Regions from separate parts of the Homo sapiens genome. Here region 1 is linked to region 2. A link is an interaction called in ENCODE POLR2A ChIA-PET data of the cell type or tissue named here. Cell type or tissue: CD4-positive, alpha-beta T cell. All regions are shown on one strand. Links, peaks and the distances in the headings refer to the core of each region. The heading gives the core; the rest is flanking DNA. Region 1 overlaps TGFB1I1 (transforming growth factor beta 1 induced transcript 1). Region 2 has its middle 17 kb from the start of KRABD5.

Evidence for each region. ChIA-PET counts read pairs that join two places held together with the same protein. Peaks named below come from ENCODE experiments on the same cell type or tissue, not always from the same donor. Only the 100,000 strongest peaks of a DNase experiment are listed, where the experiment ranks them.
Region 1: POLR2A ChIA-PET joins it to region 2 with 13 read pairs; 6 of 35 experiments call an interaction of 5 or more read pairs at or near these places.

The regions. Positions count from the first base shown.
Region 1 is chr16:31,474,758-31,480,126 of GRCh38, forward strand. It overlaps TGFB1I1 (transforming growth factor beta 1 induced transcript 1), which reads left to right. Exons shown (of 11, transcript NM_001042454.3): 8 at 1,255-1,428; 9 at 1,724-1,805; 10 at 2,105-2,253; 11 at 2,553-3,201. The coding sequence ends at 2,819. Among named protein-coding and RNA genes, the nearest start is that of TGFB1I1, 5.3 kb to the left of the region's middle. RefSeq lists enhancers at 789-1,521, 1,522-2,253, 2,254-2,986 and a silencer at 2,280-2,369. In CD4-positive, alpha-beta T cell, for the core only: no CTCF peak of the experiment used is centred there; DNase peaks (open chromatin) are centred at 1,384, 1,574, 2,264 and 2,884; H3K4me3 peaks cover 1,706 bases.
Region 2 is chr16:31,693,309-31,698,677 of GRCh38, forward strand. No RefSeq gene overlaps it. Among named protein-coding and RNA genes, the nearest start is that of KRABD5, 17 kb to the right of the region's middle. RefSeq lists an enhancer at 2,675-2,724. In CD4-positive, alpha-beta T cell, for the core only: CTCF peaks have their summits at 3,775 (motif pointing left) and 3,974; a DNase peak (open chromatin) is centred at 2,563.

The DNA of each region.
Region 1 (5,369 bases), core at 105-5,104, 220 kb before region 2:
GTAAGTGGAGCCTTGTGAGAAGGGAGGCAGAGACCTGTCACAGACCCATCTTTAGTGAGAGCTGGGCTTTATGCTGTTCCCTTTTAGTAAGTTAATCTGGGAAGTGGGTATCATTATTACTTATGTTTTATGGATGAGGAAACTGAAGCTCTGAACCACACAGCAGGTTAGTGGTAGGGTGAAAATTCCAACCATGTTACCATTTATTGTGGTCCTACTGTGTGCCAGGCACTGTGCCAGCTCCTTTACAAACCCTCATCTCATCTGATCTTCACAAAACACTCTGTGGCTCCACCCAATATCTCTCAGGCATCTACAAAGGCTCTCTCTTCCTCCGTCAGAGTCTGGACTGGGTTCACTGGTCCTTGTTTTATTGACTGAGCAGATGTGATTGACAACAGCTGTGCCTAGGGGTTAACCTAGTGCCCCCTGCTAGATCAAGTACCTGACTCCCAGCCCAGAATTGCCCATCTCAGCAAAGGAGGGTGGCATTGTGACTTTTGTGGATCATAGGCACTTTCATCTTCATGAGTCCCTTCGTCCATTAAAATAAATAGATTTTTATGTCTGTGTTGGTGTAAAGATGGGTATGTTATTATTGTGTATTACAGCATTTTCTTCTAGTTCATTTTTTTATTCTGAATTTTTAAAAACGGATTTTTCACTTCCTCCCTCTTATTTATTTTGAGGCAAATTCTCACTCTTGTGACCCAAGCTGGAGTGCAGTGGTGCGATTGTGGCTCACTGCAGCCTCGACCTTCTGGGCTCAAGTGATCCTCCCAGCTCAGCCTCCCGAGTAGCTGGGACTAAAGGCGCCCGCCACCTCGCCCAGCTAATTTTATTTATTTATTGTAGAGATGGGGCTTCGCCATGTTGCCCAGGCTGGTCTCAAACTCCTGGACTCAAGTAATCCTCCCACCTCAGCCTCCCAAATGCTAGGATTAGAGGCACGAGCCACCCAGCCTGATCGTATTTTGATTTTAAAAAAATTAAAACGTTTTTATGGGCCCCTAAATGTATTGTGGGCTCCAGGCGCTGTGCCTGCTGTGCCTCATGTATAGGTCAATCCTGGAGCGCAGCTGGAAGACGGAACACGGGAGCTAGATCTCCATCGCTTACAGGCTGCGTGATCTCGAACACTGGATTCTTTATTCTGATCGCTCAGAGAGGACTCGAAAAACGCCGCGTAAATCTTGCCTCACTGGGCATGTGGTTGTCAGAGCCGCTCTGACCCGCCTCACCTCCCACTCGCAGGTGGTGACGGCTCTGGGCCGCGCCTGGCACCCCGAGCACTTCGTTTGCGGAGGCTGTTCCACCGCCCTGGGAGGCAGCAGCTTCTTCGAGAAGGATGGAGCCCCCTTCTGCCCCGAGTGCTACTTTGAGCGCTTCTCGCCAAGATGTGGCTTCTGCAACCAGCCCATCCGACACGTGAGCCCCGCCCGGCCGCACCGAGCCCGCCCTATCTCACCAGGAGAGCTGTGGGACGGGCCTCCACCGCATGGGTCCCGCCCCACCCGCGATACCCCACTCCACCCCTACCCCTTCCCCTTGGCAATGTCCACGGCCCCTTGGACTCCACTCTTCCTTTCTGACCCCCACGTTCCTAGTTAGATCTTCTCCCCCTCCCCCCACGCATGCCTTAGTCCAGTCACCCGGGTTCCGCGCGGGAGAGGAAGGCGCGAAGGCACGGAGGCCGCGCTGAGTGCCCTCTCCCTCCCTGCAGAAGATGGTGACCGCCTTGGGCACTCACTGGCACCCAGAGCATTTCTGCTGCGTCAGTTGCGGGGAGCCCTTCGGAGATGAGGGTGAGAGTGAACTCGACTCCCATCTTAAAAGCTGCGGGTCCCCTCGACGTCTCGCCCCAGCCCCTCCGACCTCCGGAGTCCTCAGGGCCATGGTTTTCCTTCTGCTCTCTTCTGGCCCTGCCCTCTCCTACACAGACTCCGGACCCGAGCCCTCCCCGCTCTGTCCCGCCATAGACCCGGCTCCTCCTTCCCCAAGGCTCCCTCGGACTGCCCCTCCTTCGGCCCCAGATCTCAGGTCTTGTGGGTCCCCCGTCCCGCCCGCACCCTTTGCTTTCAGCCCACTCGGTTCCCTCTCCTAGGTTTCCACGAGCGCGAGGGCCGCCCCTACTGCCGCCGGGACTTCCTGCAGCTGTTCGCCCCGCGCTGCCAGGGCTGCCAGGGCCCCATCCTGGATAACTACATCTCGGCGCTCAGCGCGCTCTGGCACCCGGACTGTTTCGTCTGCAGGGTGCGAGCTGCGGGGCGGGGCGTTGGAGGGGCGGGTCAAGGGTACAGGGCTGTGGGGCGGGGCCTTGGAGGGGCGGGTCAAGGGTGCAGGGCAGGGGGCGGGCCCTCGGGGGGGCGGGTCACGGGAGGTGCTGCTAGGAACCTCGGGTGGGGCGAGTTTTCCGGGCAGGGTCCCACCGGACGGGATTCTTCGCGTCTAGGGCGGGCTGCGGGGTCCCAGGGCGTTATCCGCTAGTAACGCGCGTTGTCTGGCAGTGGCCGCTGACCTGTCTGTCCTCTTTCGCGGCTTCCCTTCCCCAGGAATGCTTCGCGCCCTTCTCGGGAGGCAGCTTTTTCGAGCACGAGGGCCGCCCGTTGTGCGAGAACCACTTCCACGCACGACGCGGCTCGCTGTGCGCCACGTGTGGCCTCCCTGTGACCGGCCGCTGCGTGTCGGCCCTGGGTCGCCGCTTCCACCCGGACCACTTCACATGCACCTTCTGCCTGCGCCCGCTCACCAAGGGGTCCTTCCAGGAGCGCGCCGGCAAGCCCTACTGCCAGCCCTGCTTCCTGAAGCTCTTCGGCTGACAGCCCGCTCGGCTCGCCCTCTCCCCCGGAGGCCGCGCCCTCCCGGAAAAGCCGGGTCCTCCAGACCCCGAGGCCTTGCTCTCAGAGCGGGAGGCCCCACCCACTGGAGAGCCCCGCCCCTAAGGTACTATGAGTCCTCAGGGGTCAAGTTCAGAAACGGCCCAGCCAGACCTAAACCCACACGCCCACAAAGTGGATTGCACACAGACAAGAACTCCCGTGCGGGCCTCCACTCTATTCCCACCCTTGAGGGAGCCCCCTTACTGGGGGAGGGTCCTTGCAATTCCAGCGAATCGGAGGCCAGGCCAGGACGTCCTTGCTCCCTGCACCCTCACTGTTCTGTGCACTTTTTCTACCTACATAAACACACGCATTCCACCTCTCCCTGGTGCTGTCTCTGAATGCGCGCAGGAGCTTGGCCCTGACTCCCCACCCCCGCGCTGGCTCTGTCCCCGGCCGTCTCTAGGTCACTGCCCTGTGGCCGCAGCGGGACCTGCAGCCTCAGCCCTTGCAGGTAGCCACTCCTGCACTTCCTACTTCAAGTATCAGATGAGCCTGAGGCTGGAAAGTGTGGCGACTCGCGCAGGACTGTACAGATAGTGGCAGAGCCAGGACAAGAGCTCCAACTGGGGCCCCACCGAATATTCCCGCCCTCATTACTCTTTCTTCAGTTCTATATTTTGTTTTGTTTTGTTTTGTCCTAAGAGATGAGGTCTCACTTTGTCGCCCAGGCTGGAGTACAGTGGTGCCATAGCTCACTGCAACCTCGAACTCCTGGTCTTGAGCGATCCTCCCGCCTTGGCCTCCCAAAGTACTGGGATTGCAGGTGTGAGCCACTGTGCCCGCCCTTCCCTTTATTCTTGAAATAAGCGCTTACAGTGGTTCATGCCTGTAATCCTGGCACTGTGGGAGGCCAGGGCGGGTGAATCACTTGAGGCCAGGAGTTTGAGACCAGCCTGGCCAACATGGGGAAACCCCGTCTCTACTACAAATACAAAAATTAGCTGGGTATGGTGGCACACGCTTGTAATCCCAGCTTCTCTGGAGGCTGAGGCAGGAGAATCAATTGAACTTGGGAGGCAGAGGTTGCAGTGAGCCGAGATCACGCCACTGCACTCCAGCCTGGGCAACAGAGCGAGACTCCGTCTCAAAAAAAAAAAAAAAAAAAAAAAAAAGAAAGAAAAGAAAGGAAGAAAGAAAGAGAAAGGAAGAAGGAAGGAAGGAAGGAGAGAGAAAGAACTTAATCTGCTCCCCTCCTGCACTGCCTTTGGTTCCCAGATTTTTTCTCCTATTAAAGGGCCTTGAGGGATGGAGCTCTATTCAGAGTGCCAGCTGTGCTCACCTTTTGGTTCTGGGCACTAAGGTACAGCTTCCCTCTTACTATTGACCCACAACATCTTGGATCACCTGAATGTTTCATGTAGTTACGGCCTCAGCTTAACCCTTTCTCACTCCCACCCCCAGGTGTCCCAGTCAAGGCAGAACAATCAGCGCACTCAGAGCCATTACTTACTGTCCCTGCTGGCCTGTCTGCCACCACCTGAGGCTTCTCCCGGCCTAGCCCTGTGCTGGGTGGTGCTGGGTCCAGAGATGAGTCAGGCTCACTGCCCTGGAGAGCCCCAGGCTGAGGAGGCAGATACCTGGACAGAGGATGACACTTGGTGTGGCCAGGTTGTGACTGAGGGAAGCACTGGGGGCTGTAGAAGCCAGAAGGTGGCTTCTTAACCCAGACTGGGAGTCAAGGGATGCATCCTGGAGTAACTGACACCCAAGACCTGAGCCAAGTCCTAGCAGAGAAGGATGGGGCCAGGGGTTTTCAGGTGTGGAAGATGGAGCCAAGGGTTTCAGGTGTGAAGAAGTTCAGGTTCCATCTGAGTCCCTAAGTCCCAGGGTGGTCCCCTGGGTCTAGACTCTAGGGACCTCTGGTGCTGGAAATGATAGGTCCTCAGAGCCCTTTCCAGCTCATCAGGAAGAGCTAGAAGCCGCAGGGAGCATGTATGGGCACAAGGAAAAGGTGAGGCGTCCATGGCCCCAGCCTCTCCCAGGCCCCCAGATCTCTTCCTCTCTAAGGCTCCTCTCCCATGGTCTTCCCAGGTCTCCTGCTCTTCCCCTTCCACATATTCTCCCCAAAGAATGTACCCCCAACCCCAGCCTGTAATCACCTCCCTATCTTGAGGATGCCCAAATTGGCATTCATTCATTCACCAAATATTTATTGAGCACTCCTGTGCCAGGCTCTGGGGAGACAATGGGGAACCAAGCAGCTATGACCCTTGCTTTCAGGGAGCTGAAGTCTAGTAGCGGAGACAGATGACAGCCAAGTACAAAGGTGACATGCGTGATGAAGGAGCGGTACCTTCCCGACCGCCTAGCTAAAGCCAATGCTTCCCTGGTTTCCGTGCCACGGCCCCTCCCTAGTTCCTTCCTAGCATGCAGTGCTCTTGCAAGTAGGAGTTTTTGTTTTTGTTTTTTTGAGACAGAGTTTCGCTCTGTTGCCCAGGCTGGGGTGCAGTGGTGCCATCTGGGCTCACTGCAACTTCTGCCTCCTGA
Region 2 (5,369 bases), core at 113-5,112:
ATGATTAAAAAAAAAAGAAAAGACAGCCTGTTCTGTCTAGTGATATTTATCTTTGATCTTCAGCCGCCACCTGGTGATCACCTTCAGAGTGGGGGAGAAAACAGCGGGGTGAGAAGCTATCACTTTGCCTCTGGAGCCCAAATGAGGACTTAGCTCCTGGCTGTGGGTGGGAATGTATTCTTTCACAGAATTCTCCCAAATTAGGGCCTCGCCCTCTAGAAAATCCCTGGCTTCCCCACCATGTTCCCCACCCACTGCACTTGGTCTGCTGGGTGGCTGCTCTCAAAGGAGCTGACACTGAAACCTGAGGTTGAAGAGCCACCTACTAGGTGGGAGGATTCTGGGTTCCATAGAGTAGTACTTTTTAAAAAAACTCAGAGCATTTTCTTTAGTTCAAGCAGGAAGCGTTTCTGGTACTCAGGGGCAAACACACCACAGCACACACATGCACACACCTTACACATACACAAACACCATATACACACATTACACATACACAAACACCATACACACCACACACACACACACACCCCCACACACACCCCCCACACAAACCACACACCACACACACCCCACACACACACCACACACATATGCACACAAACGCACCACAGATCACACACATATGCACACATACACACACACCACATACACACACACCACACATGCATGCACAAACACACGTACGCCACACACACACACACACCCACACACACCACACACACATACACACACACCACACACGTATGTGCACACAGACGCACAGACACTACACACTGAAAAACACCACACACCTCACGCCTGTAATCCCAGCACTTTGGGAGGCCGAGGAGGGTGGATCACGAGGTCAGGAGTTCAAGACCAGACTGGCCAACATGGTAAAACCCCATCTCTATTAAAAATAAAAAATTAGCTGGGTGTGGTGGTGGATGCCTATAATCCCAGCTACTCGGGAGGCTGAGGCAGGAGAATCGTTTGAGCCCGGGAGTCAGAGGTTGCAGTGAGCCAGTATCGTGCCATTGCACTCTAACCTGGGTGACAGGGCTAGACTCTGTCACACACACAAAAAAAAAACACACACACGCCCCACATACACACACACCACACACACGTATACCACACACGACATACATATACTACACATATATTACATACTTATACTACACACACATGCACACAGCACACACATGCATGCACAAAACATGCATACCACATACACCACAGTACACATGCACACCACACACACTACACAGATACACAACAAACACACTACACACACCACATGCGCATGCATGCACACCACACACAGCACACGTACACACACAGCACACAACCCTACACTACACACACACCACACATGCAGACACACCACAAACAGCACACACACCAGAGTATACACATCACCTGCACCACACAAACAACACACACACTATATACACACTACACACACATGCATGCACACACTACACACACACACCACAAATACACACACACCAACATACACACAAGCATGCACACATACACACACACACACACTGCAAGCAACATTTTAATCTATTTGAGTGTATTTCATCCCAGTAGTGATCAGTTCCATCCCTGATTCAATCTGGTTAATTTGTTTTTTTCTCATGGTAATTCATGGAAATTGAGTTTCATATGTGTGGCAAGAGTACACACTATGTATTTTTTTATTAGTCCATTTCCACATGGCTATAAAGATACTACCTGAGACTGGATATTTATAAATAAAAGAAGTTTAATTGACTCACAGTTCAATTAACTGTTTCCTGGGGAGGCCTCAGGAAACTTACAATCATGGTGGAAGGTGAAGGAGAAGCAAGCACCTTTTTCACAAGGCAGCAGGAGAGAGAGAGACAGGAAGCACCACACTTTAAAACTATCAACTCTGGTGAGAACTCACTCACTATCGTGAGAACAGCATGGGGGAAAATGCCCCCATGATCCAATCACCTCCCACCAGGTCCTTCCCTTGACAAGTGGGGATTACAATTCGAGATGAGACTTGGGTAGGGACACAGAGCCAAACCATATCACTTATTTTTCTAGAACCCTGTAGTACAGGGATATCTAATGTTTTGGCTTCCCTGGGCCATGTTGGAAGAAGAATTGTCTTGGGCCACACATAAAATATACTAATACTGATAATACCTAGTGAGCTAAAAATAAAAGTTGCAAAAAAAAATCTCATAATGTTTTAAGGAAGTTTATGAATTTGTATTGGGCCACATTGAAAGCCATCCTGGGTCCCATGTGGTCCATGGGCTGTGGGTTGGACAAGCTTGCAGGTTTCATCCGATCATTGCATGAAAGCAGAGATATGCCATCCACAGCATAATTAAGGTTTGATTATAGATTTTTTTCTTCTTAAAATAAAGTGAGTTTTCAGGTTTCTTTTTTCATTCTGTTTTCTTTACTGAGTGGAACTTCCATTTTACTTTACACATTTTGTTTATAGTCTTCCCCTGTCACACCCACTCCAGCTTGTCATGTGGCACAGTCCTTTTCTGAGCTCATGCACTTCTCAACTCACCCTGACAATGGCAGTCATGAACACATGCACAAACCACTTCTAGCCTGTTCTCATTTCCTTTGAAGCATAAAGAGGACGTCCCATTTCCTGGCTCTCAGATTTTGTCAGCAGATAGAGCCTTAATGTAGTTTGGGCTGGGTGCGGTGGCTCAGGCCCGTAATCCCAGCACTTTGGGAGGCCGAGGTGGGTGGATCACCTGAGGTCAGGAGTTCAAGACCAGCCTGGCCAACATGGTGAAATCCCATCTCTACTAAAAATACAAAAATTAGCTGGACATCATGGTGGGTGCCTGTAATCCCAGCTACTCGGGAGGTTGAGGCAGGAAAATCGCTTAAACCTGGGAGGTGGAGGTTGCAGTGAGCTGAGGTCACACCACTGCACTCCAGCCTGGGCAGCAGAGTGAGACTCTGTCACACACACACACGCACGCACGCGCGCGCGCACACACACACACACACACACACACAAAGCTTTACTATAGTTTGCAGTTGCATTAGAGGTGTTGCCCTCTATCTAGGGTGCAAAGTGGCTTGGTATCACCCATGGACTGGGCCCCAAGCACAATTCACCTGTATAACTTTTCTGGAAGGGTGTCACCCTGGCAGCTTATGGGGACTCTGGTAATACCTTCCAGAGAGTCCTGGGCTAGGGATGTCTGCTGGGTGTGAGACCGACAACCTCCCACCCTCCATATACCTCCTGGGCCAGGACATGGGAATCTCACAGGGCACCCTGCCCCAGGCAGAAGAGGAGGGGACTAGCTTCAGAGGGTGTGGACAGTTCCCTGGTTCCTAGGAGGACTTCAAATGTACTGCAGATGGAAACTCCTTCTACCTCATTTTGAGTCCAACCAACCTACTTGGTGGCTAGAGGAACTTCATGTTTCTATTTATACACATTTTTAAATATATATATTTTACACGAGATGTATGTTTAAACAACCAGAGGCCAGATTTGAAGAGGAACATATCTGGGATTCATTCTGTTGTTGTAAGTGTCACTTAGTCCTGTGTGAGGACAGATTTGCCCTATGTGTAACAGCTACATTTAAGAAAGTTAAGAAATTGTCCTTAGTTTCACAATGGAATATTTCAAAAACAAAATTCTCCAATCGAACAATGTATGCAAAGATTATTATGGTTTTTTCTTCTCCCTGCAACAAGCGTTAAGGATCATTATGTTTGTTATGTTGTTAAAGTCCTGGAACATAGAGATAAGAGGTAAGTGAGCATCCCCTGGTGGAGAAAGGGAGTCTTTTCCCAGAATCAGTGTTTTCCCTCGCCTTGTGTCCATTGGCAATCACTCAACACAAACTGGTGGCCATTCGGTACAATCAAACAAGCAAGCAAACAAAATCATCAATATGCTTGTGCAGCTACACTTGATAATTTATGTACAGTAAAGGAATAAGGAAGGAGAAAGTGAAGAATAGAGAAGGGGATACTGGACCAATCAGACGTGGTGGAACCATATTGCAGTTTTCCACATGAGAATGTCTGTAGGAACAGAGTTCTGGGGTAAAGCCGTGAGTGTGTTCTCAGTAGACACTCCAGTCTGCTTCTGGAACACATCAACTGAATCTTTGTCCTCTGTTTCCAGTTCTGCAGATGTGTCTGTTTCACTGATTGGCCCCAGTCAAAGTGGAATCTGATCTGTGTCATGGACAAACTCTGCCTTTCACCAAAGGCTTCCACTCATTCACTAAGTGGTGTGTGCCTCTTCACCATCAACTGCACCCCGGGACCATCCTACCTGCCACTTTCAAATTCACAGGATTCTGCTCTCGGCCTTGACTCAGGCTCTTTCTCTGCCATAGCAGAGCCTGAAGGCTCTTCAGCTGCAGCTTCACCAAAGAGGTCCAGAGTGTGCACCAAACTAGTGAGCCAGCAGCTCCCGATGCCACAAGTGGAGGAGGCAGCAGAGCCTTACCCGGTGTTTTTATCACCATCCCTGCAGCAACAGCAGCAGCAGCAGCAACAACAATCACAACCACTATTTCTAATTGTGGTAATAATAATGATCACACTTAGAATAATGATGAATAACAATAATTGTAATTGCTGACATATTCAGTTTATATGTAGATTTATTATTTGTAATGTTTTAAAATTTACATTTAGTAATATAGACATTAATTGTGTCATAAATGTCAGGACCCCAAAACACCCCACCTAATGAATGACTCTCATCTATGGACCTATGGCTGCCCACCTGCTAGTGCGGGTGCTCTCACCACTCCACCCCCAGAGCTTCGATCTGTCTGGTCAACCTTCTAGGATGATGAAGTAGCTGAAGCACTCTTATGATCTGATTGAGGTCTTGGCAAACAGCTTGACTTGTTAGAAATCGAAGGCTGACTTTAAGACGTACTCAGCTGTTTGGCTAAATTGAGGCAGGAGGAAATGTCTTCTCGGCAGATCTACCTTTGTGTCTCTTGCTTTCAGAGTAAAACGTTGTTTCGGGAACAGTAGTTTAATTTAGTCTGTGTTAAAAATCATAATCAGACTACAAATAACGCACGGGGATGAAAATAATTTGCACACATGTTCGTGCATTATATGTGTTTTCAGATCTCTCCTATGGTAAGAAATGAAAAAGTTATGCCTTGATTTTTTAAACTCAGCCATCAGCCATTTTCCCAAGTTAATCTAAATGTTTGCAAGACATTTCAGAAGCATTCTCTGGTGGGGATTACTCCTAATTGTGAATAATCCTACTAGAAGGATGAGCATCTCAAAAGAACCTTTATTCTATTGCAGAAGAGTCAGTCTTCAGGATCTCAAAGGCCTAGGGAAGCTGCTTGAGTTGTGAGGTCTAT